Linked DNA regions of Homo sapiens: regions 2 and 3 are each linked to region 1. Evidence: chromatin contacts called from ENCODE Hi-C data. All regions are on one chromosome and are shown on one strand. The core of a region is the stretch at or near the end of the contact, and the rest is flanking DNA. Distances in the headings are between cores, read along the strand shown.

Region 1 (3,664 bases), core at 844-3,343:
AATGATTCCTCCAGCAAAGTATTAGCCAAAGAAATAAGAGAAAACAGGAAGGCACAGCACAAGTATGTCACTAAGACGACAAAAGTAGTTACCTGAGTCCTGTCAGTACCATCCCCCAATAAACTGCCTTCTACAACTTCGAAACATATAGAAACTGCAGGATCATGTACTTAAGGAACTGCCAAGCAATCCAGACAAATGCAACACAGGCACGCAAGAGAGACATTTCACAAGTACAGATCTTCCAGCCGAAGCTTCAAGTCGTGGATAAGAAAGCATGTCTCAAAGGTCATAAAGTCAGTGGGTCATTTACTAAAAATACAAAGAAGCAAAGGAAAAGCAGCCAAGCCCAGCTGTAAGAACAGCAACTTCCCTGCCCTGGTATTTCCCCCCAGGCTCTGTTACCTTTAAAGCAGAGCTCCTTCTCTGAATTCCTACTTGCACCAATCAAACGGCTGAAGGTGAAAAGGGTCAAAACTAAGCAACGTTTTCCTAATTTCTTAAACAGATCATGAGCAAACCATGTACTAAATGTCCCCAATCAGCAATAATTTGTCTTCTCTGACGAGCTTGTGACATCCAGGGACGTACCCAACCCAGGTCATCCATACCTTGCCAGTGCCCATTACTGCTGTTTTGTTTTCCAAGAGAAAATGCCACCCAGTAATTAAATCAGAGGAATGAAGATCCTGGCTCTTCTACTAGCATGGATAACATGCAATAAGTAACAACAGTTCTCCGCAAATCTGCCTTTAAAGGTGAGTATGACACACTGAATATACTTGAGATATCAAAAATGTGCGGGGGCATGTTCCCCTTTGGCTCAAATGAAGACACTGATTTTCAGATCTAGCAGTAATGTGCAGCACCCCAGTGTCCTCTAGGACACACCTAACACGGGACCGGATCCCTTGGGACACAGTGGTGTGCTCCACAACATACATTTAATGGGCTGGTGCAAACCTGTAAAGTCTCTTAAAGGTCTAACGCGTTAGGATTCTCTTTAAGAATCCAGTAAATTTTGTCCCCAGTTCTGCCTGTCATTAAGCAGGAGGTATTGTCTTCTGCTGCCTAACTTTGCTATGGATCTTTTAATCCAATGTTTCCAGCAGCAACATAATCACGAGAAACTGTAGCACACTTTTCAGGGTCTAGTCTAGGACAAGCACAGCATACATGTTCTGAGAGGAATGACATAGATGGAAGCAAGACATGTTACATCCTTGTCACTTGGAAACAATTTTAGAATTTCTGCCTGTTTGGCCACGGCTGCATTCCTTTACATCACCCAGCTGAGAAGTCTGGGTCTTCAGCCTGCGCGAATGACAGTGCGTGGCAGAGCTAAAACTAGGCTAAAACATGAGTGCTGCTGTTACTCTACATGCCACAGCGCACTCACATCACCCCGAATCGGACTTAAGAAATTACACGTTAAGAGGAGACAGAGCAGGGGCCAGAAAAAAAAAGATGAAAACGGCCCGGGCCAGGCTCGCTGGGGACAGCCGGGACCCGCGGCGGCCTCGGACCGGCACCCTCACCGCGGGCGGAAACCCGTCTCTGAGCACTCAGGGAATCTGGACAAACCTGTCTCGAGGTGATGCAAGGCGGGGGCCCTGTCCTGGCCTCGCAGCTAGCTCGATGCTGGCCCGGGAGCCGCGGGCCCCTCCAGTGGGGGGGCTCTGGGGCCCGGCGACGCCCCCTTAACCAGAGCTCGGGGTCGGGACCCGGCCGGGGAGGGCGGGCACGGGCCGGGGCGAGCCAGCTGGGCCCCCCTCTCCCTCGGGCCGGGCCAGCCCAGCTCCAGCCGCAGTCCCCAGCAGCAGTCCCGGGCTGCGAGGCGGCCAGCGCAGCAGGTGCCTGCAAACGCGCACAGGTGCCCGGCCCCGCCTCCGTGTCCCACTGCGGCCGCCGTCGCCGAGTCGCGAGCGCCTAGAAAGATGGACAAATGCCGGGCCCGTGGAGGCTGGCGGCCAGATTTACAGACACCTCAGCCCTCGCGTACCCACCAGCCTGCCGGGCAGTAAGCCTCACCCCAGTGCCTTCAATGCAGAGCTCCTGGCTGCCAAGCGCCGCCGCGGCCCGACAGCATCTCCCGCCGCAGCGCCAGCCCTGCCCCTGCTTGATCCCCGCCCCGCCCCACCCCGCCCTGCCCTGCCCTGCCCTGCCCTCGGCAGCGGGCTCCGCCCCCTGCTGCACGATCCTGGGGCCCGAGGCTTCCGCCTGGCCTCCCGGCGCCAACTGGCTCTCACACCTGCCCGTCAAAGACGTTCTTCCGGGGGCGTTGGGAAGAACACACTCGGTCCTGCAAATCAAATCACCCCGGTTTGGGTGGGACTGCACTTGACCCTCCCCTTACGTAACAGCGCCTGGGACGGCCTGTCAGTCATGGAAGTATCGGCCCCCCGGGGAGGGATGGGGCAGAGACAAACAAGCGCCGGGTCACAATTGGCCAGGGCGTCTGCCAGTCACCACGGAGACCTTCCCGGAGGTTTATTCGCACAGCCCACAGCGCAACCGCCATGCGCAGGGGCTGGGGCATACGCTAACGTCTGCAAGCCAAGCTTTTGGGGAGGGCCGGGCCGCGCGACTGCCCAGTGGCTCCCATCGCTAGGTCCTACTGCGTTGGGCGGCGCTGCGAGGCCCGAGGCCGCCACGTCGGGCCCACAGGGTACCAGGGGTCAGAAGGACACTTGGCGTGGCATCAAGAAACGCCCGTTCTCTCCATCAGTGCAGGAGCTGAAGGCTGGAGCTGAAGGGAGCTCAGCTCCAAGTGGGCCCTGGGCACTAGAGCAGCCAGAGGAGCTTTGTAAATCTGTGTGTGTCGGCCCCGACCTGCAGCATCCGAGTGGGGGCCGGGGGCTGGGGGGAGGGGGGAGGCTGAGGACCAGGAATCCACATCTGTCACAGTTCGCTGCTGATTCTGGCGCACACTGAAGTTGGAGAACCTCTCCCATAGCAACATAGTTCCTGGTCTTTTTTTTTTTTTTTTTTTTTAATTCACACGCTCTCATTTGGACCTCCCGTCTGCTTTCCCATGGAGGTCTCTCTCTGGCCTAATTCTGTGACTGCTGCCAGCTGCTTTCCAGGCCTGTTCTTACCAACGGTGCCTCCCCGTGGTTAGTCCGTCCAATCTCGGCACTCCACTTCCACACTTGCGCGACAGCCCTCTCCCCGCAAGCCCCTGCCCCTTTTCTAGACACCAGAGGCACTGACCTGTCTGTGACACCGCCTCAGTGTCTTACACTCAGAAGCCGCATTCTCTGGCCGGGTTGTTTGGTCCATTTTTGGTTGCCTCTGAGATTCTGGTAAGTGACTTATTAAAGGGCAGGAAGCCAAATTCTCCTGATGTTAATCCCAAGGGTTGGTTCTGAAACCCAGCTTCCTCCCCTAGCTGAAAACACTTCTGAGCCACTTCCTTTTGTCCCCTTAGGACACATTTAGGAATGTTATCATGCCTTTTAATACGAGTCTTAATACAGAAAGGCAGGCAAGCAGGAAATCCTTTTTTCAGGCCACAGGTGGTCTCCTTTGGCACCTCTGTGGCCCATTTCCTCCCAATCTTCTTTGAAGCTCATTATCCTCTGCAAAGCTTTTTTTCTGCTTTCCTCCTTTCCCCAACCTTCAGTTTTCACCGAGGACCCACATAGGTATTTCTCCAGCTCAC
Region 2 (3,664 bases), core at 826-3,325, 4.7 Mb after region 1:
GCTCCAATTTTTTCCAACTTTCTTTCTGGAATAACATACAGCATGCACCAAGAGTAACAAACACAGTGCTCAGGGAGCCCTTAAATTGAGAGTGGCTTTTCTGTCTTTTGATTACCTATTTATTTTCTAACAAACGGAGCCCTTTTGGAATTTTTGCTTTAGGGAATTTACATTTTAGAACAAACACTTTACTGAACTTAGATTTGTGATGTCTGCACATTTTCTTGAAAGTTCATGGGAAAATGGGGTGGAAAAAGAAGTAATGAAGGGACATCAGATAAATAAAATTTGAGCGTCGGCTGGGCACAGTGGCTCACGCCTCTAATCCCAGCAACTATAGGAGGCCTGCAAGGAGTCCTTTTGGAGGACTGCTTGAGCTCAGGAGCTTAAGACCAGCCTGGGCAACATGACCAGACCCTGACTCTACAAAAAAATTTTAAAAATAGCTGGGCGTGGTGGCATGCACCTGTAGTCCCAGCTACTTGGGAGGCTGAGATGGATCACTGGAGCCCAGGAGTTGAAGGCTGCAGTGAACTATGATCTGCACTCCAGCCTGGGTGACAGAGTGAGACTCTGACTCTAAACAAATAAATTAAATTAAATTCAAGCTTGCATTGCCCATTATAGAATGTGACTGGGGTACCTTACAAACTTTTGCCCTGTGGGGAGGAAAATGTTACATACCACTCATAGGACACTCACCTTCAGGATTTTTACAACCACTCTCTCATTGTTGGTGATATTAATGGCCTCAAATACTTCACTATATTTTCCCCGACCAAGTTTTCGAACCAGTTGGTAATCATCTTGATTACTGTAAAAGGAAGACACACACATAAATGCCAGGACTGGGGGTTAACCAAGCCTATGCCCACTGTACACGTCATTCAGCCGCTTCCACCAGGCAAACACTTGGAAGTGTCTATACATCACGTCACAACTCATTCCCTAAATGAAAGCCACGACATAATCTTGGCTCCCTTCACTCTGCAGAGCTCCTAACCTAATTGGTCTCTCCTAACTTGGGAAGATGGGGCAGGAAGGCAACGCTCTGAGCCAATCCAGAGGGGCGAGCAAAGCACCCGTCCTGAAGGCCTAGAGGGTGCCCCCTGTGCCCCGCGGCTCCCCAGCACCTGCTTCTCGTTTCACATCTTCAAGGTAGACAATGCCTGTTTTAAAAATCTGGACGTCTTTAAGAAATTTCCTCCCACCACCTCATCTCAGAAAACCTAAAAGGCAGGGCATTTTAATAGCTCCAAAGGACAGCTGTTGACTTCCCACCCCAGTGGAAACCCAGAAGTGTGAGGAAGGGCAGCTCCCTCACTTCCACCCGGCGTCGATCCCTGGACCCCACACTTCTCCCCGAGTAAAAAAGCATTCCTTGGGGGAAAGGGGTGCGCAAAGCGGGGAGAAAGGGACGAAACGGGGGTAAAGGGGAGGGAAGAGGAAGACGAGGACATGTGCGAGAGCGGGACCTCTGCCTCCCTGCGGGCCCGCGGAGGGGTCGGCGGGAGACACCACCGGGCCCGAGTGCGGTTCGCAGGGGGTGGCCGGGCGGGGGCAGGGATCAGCGGGCCCGGCGGGGGGCGGCGACGGCTTTACCCCCAGCTCGGGACGTGAGCCTCGTAGTCCCAGTACTCGCGGCTCCTCAGACTGTTCACCTCGGCGTAGACCCGGGCCCTGCTGCCCGCGGCCGGGCCGGGCATGGCGGGCGGGACCGGGGGGCGGCGCGGGGCGCAGAGGGTGGCGGCGGCGGCGCGGCGGGGGACGCGGGGCGTCGGGCGGAGGAGGCAGCGGGCCGCCGGGCGCTGGAGGAGGAGGAGGAGGAGCGCGGCGGCGGGCGGCCGCGCCAGGCCGGGCCCGCGGGGGCGGGCGGGCTGGGGGCGCGGGGGGCGCCGGCCGAGCCGGCCCGGCCCTGGAGCGGCCGGCGGGGCGGCGGGGCGGGCGGCGCTCGCGCTCCGCGGCGGTCTCCGCTCGGCTCGCGGCCCCCAGGAGGCGGCGGCGGCGGCACCGGCAGCGGCAGCCACCGGCCGGGAAAGGGGCAGCGGCGGCGGCAGCGGAGAAGAAGGAGGAGAGGAGGAGGAGGCGGAGGAAACCCGGAAAAGGGGCCGCGCTCACTGGGAGCGGCCGCCGCCCGGCCTGGGGCCGCCCAGGCTCACAGCGCCCCCTGGAGCGCGGGGGGACCCGCCGGGCGGTGCCGGCCCCGCCCCGGCCCCGCCCCGGCACGCCCCGCCGCCTACCTCGCGCCCTCCGCCACCCTCGCCCTCCCGCCGCCACAGGTCGGACTGTCCAAATCGCCTCACCCTCGGGCTGGCTTGACTTCACGCCACAGGAGCCCCCCCTTCCACTGGCCGTTGCCCTAGAGCCCTCGCCCGCGACTCCCGACCCTTTCACTGTCCTTGGAGACCCTATCCCCAGCCCTGCACTCACCCAGCTTTTACCCACCCAACACATCCCATACTGACCCTATTCTGACCCTCCTGTCACCCAAACTGTCAAGTCCCTCCCCAGGGCCTCACTCAAACCTCAGAACCTCCCCCACCTCAATACTTCTCCCTTCCCCCGAGACATACCCCTCCTTCCCCCTCTGGACCCTGCCCTGTTAGGGTAGACTCCTCAGTCCCCAAGGCTTCCTACCCCCGTCATTCAGAGTGCTCCTCACAAAACCTTTCTACACTTCCCCCAAATGCCCTTCCAGAGCCTTCCCTGAATATCCACTTTGGTCACTTGGTTAAGCTGGCATTGACCAGGTTGTGCCACTGCAAAGTTACAATTTTTCCCTTTGTGATTAATAAGTCATTTGTGGGGAGAGACTTTGAGAGTGTAAATCTCCTGTTTGTGTTTAGGAGGAGGGAGAGCAGGAGAATTGCAAATCCGACCTGAAGGGACAGGCTGGGTTGGGGATGTGCCCAGAGTAGGTGGTCAACTGAGCTGGCCTGGCTTCCAGTGCTGCCTGCAGCCTTGAACACCCTTCTCCTTTGATCTTCTAGGCCTTTCTTCTGTCTTCCTTTCCCATCCCTCATCCTTTATCGACAGCACCTCTGCACCCAGTACAGGTTGCTTTCATTCCAGTCCCTTTTCACATTCTGTTTTCTGGATGAAACCCTGGGCCTTCCTGCTTGACACAGCTAAGAGCACAGTCTGTGGAGTCAGATCTATCCAGCACTGCTACTTAGAAGCTGTGTGACCTTAGGGCAATTACTCAACCTCTCTGTGTCACAGATTCTACAGCATAAAACCAGTAATAACGCTCACTTCACAGGGCTGCAAGGAGAATTAAACAAGGTAAACCATGTGAAACACTTAGGATGGTGTTCACTATTAGGATAGCATGTGTTCAATATGATTATTTCCAGGCCTAGGGCCTTTCTCTGCTCATTCCTCCCTCCCTGAGACCACCGTGCATCCGTCTTTTGGTTCCTTCTATCCTCCAAGCTTAACTAGGAGCCACCCCCAACCCCTCCACCCCACCTTCCCAAGGGTGTCTCCTTTTTCCTATTCAAATTTCACCTTTTTCTTTATTAGTAGTATTTTTTTAGAAATAGGGTGTCTCTATATTGCCCAGGCTGGAGTGCAGTGGCTATTCACAGGCATGATCCCACTACTGATCCGAACAGGAGTTTTGACCTGCTGTTTGCCACCTGGCAACCTGGTGGTCCTCCAG
Region 3 (3,664 bases), core at 687-3,186, 4.5 Mb after region 1:
CCACCCCCACCCACCTCAGTGCCCCGCCCCTGGGCCAGGACATCCCAGCCTCCACAAGTCCCCTCCAGCTTCCTGCCAACCCTTTAGCTGAGACTCACAGGTGAGAGTCCGGGGTTATCTGCCTACAATACAGAATCCTCCTTAAGGCCCGCAGCTCCTCTCCTGTTGCTACCCTGAGTCTTAATACGGGCCACACCACTTAGAGCTAAGGAGGCCAGACCTCCCAGGTCTGAGAGCCCAGTGGCAAATGGCCTCTGACAGTCAATATTTAGGACAACTACGTGGAACCAAGGACCATTTCAAAAACTCTCACCTATGAGGGACTGACCACACCCCTTCAACTATCCCTGACCACAGGCCCATTCTCTCTCCGCGTGACAGGATGGGTGGCCCTACAGGAACCAGAGCCCATAGGTGATGGGGGCTAGATGAGAGGGCCACAGAACCACCCAGGCTTGATGTCCACACAGCAGAACTTCCTCACTCTGGTTCTCTCCCAGAACTCACACACACACACACACACACACACACACACACAAAGTCCTAAATCCTCTGAATCTCATAGTGTCAAGGCCTGCAGGAAAATGTAAGAAACTGCCCTGGTCTGCCTTGGCAATGCAGGATGCAGCATGCTAACCACAGAGCATTTCTCATCACCTCTCTAGAGACAACTCCATTCCCTTACTCCAAGCCTATAAAGTTCTGGGTAATTGTTGGAAGGTAAAGCCCACCCAGCCCAGGCAAATCTCTAACTCACCACTTTGTGGCAGCATGAGGTAATGCCAGCGAGAGGGAGGAACTTTCAGAGTCAGATGCAACCCACTTCCAGGTTCCCAGCTCATCTGCCTCTTACATTTAAAAGTTTGTAAGTTTTCTCCTGAGCAGAGGAAGAAGGAAGGAGAAGCCTTCACAGGACAGTCTGGCCTCTAACTGCTCTGCCAAAGAAATGTAAGAGTCAGGCTAAAAGCTGTCATCCTCAGCATCTTCCGGAAGGGAGGGAGGAGAGGAGCGGCTGCTCTGGGTGGAGGCAGCAGGTTGCTTGAGCAAGCAGGTACCACTCTAAGCCTTCTCGGGACAGAGAGGGGGAAGGTGGGCTTCTCTGAGCGCCTGTAGGTCCGCTGTGCCAACCCACTGTTTTGTTTGCTTTTTCTGGCATGAATGGCTGTCAGACAGTGTCCCCTGGCTTGGTCTGCAGCACCCCCTGCCCACCCTGGCCCTCCTGCAGCAAGGTGCAGCCAGGAAGCCTCTGTGATCACTCCGCAAAGGGGAGAGAGGAGGCAAGGAGAGGCAGGGGAGGCCCCCCACCTGCGCCCCACCCCGTCTCTTCTTCCTCCCTGAGAAACCGAATGAAAGCCGATCACCTCCCGCCGGCCCTGCCTGCAGGCCCAGCTGGGCTGCGTCCTGTCAGCCCTCGTCCGGGATGGCCCGGCCGCTGCGACCCGAGGGCGAGCCCCGAGGGCGGCCGGGCTGGAGAAAGGCCCCAGGGCTACAGGCCGGGCCCAGGAAGCGGCTGCGCCTCGAGGCCCGGCCTGGGCCGCCCAGAAGCTCAAGAGGCCGCTAGGTCGCGGCGGAGGGGCGCGGGGGGGCGGCCGGGCCGGCAGAGGAAGGGGTGCGGCGGGCGCGGGGGTGGCCCCCAGATGCGGCCCCGGGCGCCCCGCCGCTCACCTGCTCCAGGCCGCCTGCAGGGCAGGCGCGGGGCGAGCGGCGACCAGCTGCTCTCTCGGCCGCCCCTTTATTCCGGCTCCATCCGCGGCGGCGCGGCCTACGCGCGCTGCCAATCCCCGGCCTCGCGTAGCGGCTGCGGCCGGACCGGGGGCGGGGGACGGGCTAGCGGCGGCCGGAACGGAGGAAGCGACGCGCGCTGCCGGAGTAGCGGGGCCGGGGCGAGGAGCGCCGGGAGGGCGGGCGGACGGACCGATGGCCTTGCGGAGACGGGCGGACGGGCGGGCGGCGCGGGGGCCAGGGAGGCGGGGCCGGGGGAGGAGCGGCATCCCGGGCGGCGGCGGCCAATGCGGGAGGAGCGGGCGGCGCGGAGCGAGGCCGCCCCCTGCCGGGGACCCCGTGGCCGGGCCAGGTCGGACAAGCCGGGTGCTCCGGGCGGTTTTCGAGTCGCCAGGCCTGGGCGCCTCGACTAACCGAGGAAGGGCGCTCTGCTTCCGGCCACCCCGCTCGGGCTTAGGGGAGGGGGCTCCGGGTGACCGCCCTCGGCCCGGCTCTGCGCAGGAGAGGAGGGGCCTCCTAGAGGCTCTGGTCTGCCACAATTGATCCGCCCCTAACTGCTCAGCTTGGCTTTTAGGGGCTTGGACTTTGGGCTGGTTTGAGGAGGGGGCTCCAGGACCTCTGATCCTGGCCGGGCTCGGGGCAGGCAGGGGTCTCCGCTGGGTCTAGTGCGCTGACCCGGGACTGTCGTGTCTGGTATGTCTGGTCCCGGGTGGCTGCAGACAGCAGCGGGCAGAAAGGTGAGGGCCCTGAGCGATATATGAAATGGGTACACGAAGGCTGGGGAGGTCCCAGCGGGGTGCCGGGAGGCTGCAGGTGACCAGATCCGCGTGCGCAGCCGGCAGACAGCTTGGAGTCGGTGGGCTGAATCTTCACCACTGTCCTGCCGGGTTCCGCCCCTCCCGGCTCCGCCCCGAGGCGGTGCCAGCCCAGGCCCCGCCCCTGGGAGGGCGCTTCCGGCACAGCGGAACTCCGGGTGCCGGTTGAGGTTGCTGGTGGACCTGCTCTGGTGGTCTTGGATGAGGCCCCATGAGCGCGGCGCCCCTGGTGGGCTACAGCAGCAGCGGCTCCGAGGATGAGTCCGAGGACGGGATGCGGACCAGGCCGGGGGATGGGAGCCACCGTCGGTGAGGAGTGAGGAAGTCTCTCCGGAGGGCGCGCGCATTCACCCTAGAGCCAGACGGGACCCGAATGTCTGGGGGTGGAGTGGGGAGGGAGGATGCGGGGCGGCTCTGGGAAGGAAAAGGGGACGCAGGAAGAAAGGAGGATCCAGAAGATATACCCCTCCCCCCCACCCCAGACAAAGCTCCAGAGTGGCCCCACCTGGCTAGGGCCAAGTTGGGAGGCCAGACCTGGGTTCGGGTCCAGCCTCGCGCTGGCCCACTCTATCGCCTGGCACACATCCCTGTACCATCCTAGGTCCGTTTCCTGATTTGAATACAATTGCGATAGTAATACTTGCTAAAGCGTAGGGAGAGCCTTTTCATTCATCCAGTAAATATTCACTGAGCACCCACTCCCTGCCAGGCTGGGGTCTGGTAATTCAGTGGTGAACAAAACCGTCGGCCTTACTTCCTGGGGCTTAGATTCTTAAATGCTAGGCCTTATCTTTGCTGAGTGCTTTACAAGCAGTAGCTCAGTTGATCCCACAATTGCTCTATCAGGTAGACATATACTTTCAGATGAGGCATTTGAGGCCCAGAAAGGGGACATGACTTGCCCAAGGTCATAGAGCTAGAAAGTGCTACTCCAGCTGCAGCCTGTCCAGCTTGGAAATGTGACCCCTGAACCACATTGTTGCATGCCCTGTTGTTTCCCATGGGGACCTTGTGCCCCAGAGTTGGAGACCCCAATGAGACAATACTGGAGAAACAATTTCGCTATCTAGAAGCTGCTTCCAGCACCAGGCTGGAAACACACACTCAGAGCCACCATATATAAGGGG

What was found. A loop is a pair of places that touch in the nucleus more often than their neighbours do. Pooled maps may share reads with other maps.
Region 2: a loop to region 1 is called in a pooled map, with 31 times the contacts of the local background. The contact joins the promoter of CSNK2A2 here to the promoter of AKTIP in region 1. A Hi-C loop is called at or near these places in 5 of 50 pooled maps.
Region 3: a map of B cell shows a loop between it and region 1 (13-fold over the local background). The contact joins the promoter of ZNF319 here to the promoter of AKTIP in region 1. A Hi-C loop is called at or near these places in 2 of 168 maps with a recorded cell type or tissue (B cell and ascending aorta), 1 of 37 single-sample maps with no recorded cell type and 9 of 50 pooled maps.

What each region holds. Positions count from the first base shown.
Region 1 is chr16:53,501,116-53,504,779 of GRCh38, forward strand. AKTIP (AKT interacting protein) reads right to left here and starts at 2,094. Exons shown (of 10, transcript NM_022476.4): 1 at 2,032-2,094. LOC124903690 (a long non-coding RNA gene) reads left to right here and starts at 3,265. Exons shown (of 2, transcript XR_007065069.1): 1 at 3,265-3,305; 2 at 3,626-3,664. RefSeq lists enhancers at 1,290-1,791, 1,792-2,291, 2,752-2,851 and silencers at 1,562-1,861, 2,122-2,191, 2,212-2,451, 3,172-3,261.
Region 2 is chr16:58,196,031-58,199,694 of GRCh38, forward strand. It overlaps CSNK2A2 (casein kinase 2 alpha 2), which reads right to left and starts at 2,076. Exons shown (of 12, transcript NM_001896.4): 1 at 1,603-2,076; 2 at 703-814. The coding sequence starts at 1,706. It also overlaps the pseudogene RN7SL645P. RefSeq lists silencers at 1,510-1,579, 1,980-2,249, 2,300-2,429.
Region 3 is chr16:57,998,736-58,002,399 of GRCh38, forward strand. It overlaps ZNF319 (zinc finger protein 319), which reads right to left and starts at 1,937. Exons shown (of 2, transcript NM_020807.3): 1 at 758-1,937. USB1 (U6 snRNA biogenesis phosphodiesterase 1) reads left to right here and starts at 2,672. Exons shown (of 7, transcript NM_024598.4): 1 at 2,672-2,846. The coding sequence starts at 2,749. RefSeq lists enhancers at 1,021-1,290, 2,148-2,317, 2,490-2,784, 2,811-2,910 and silencers at 1,411-1,540, 1,591-2,190, 2,481-2,730.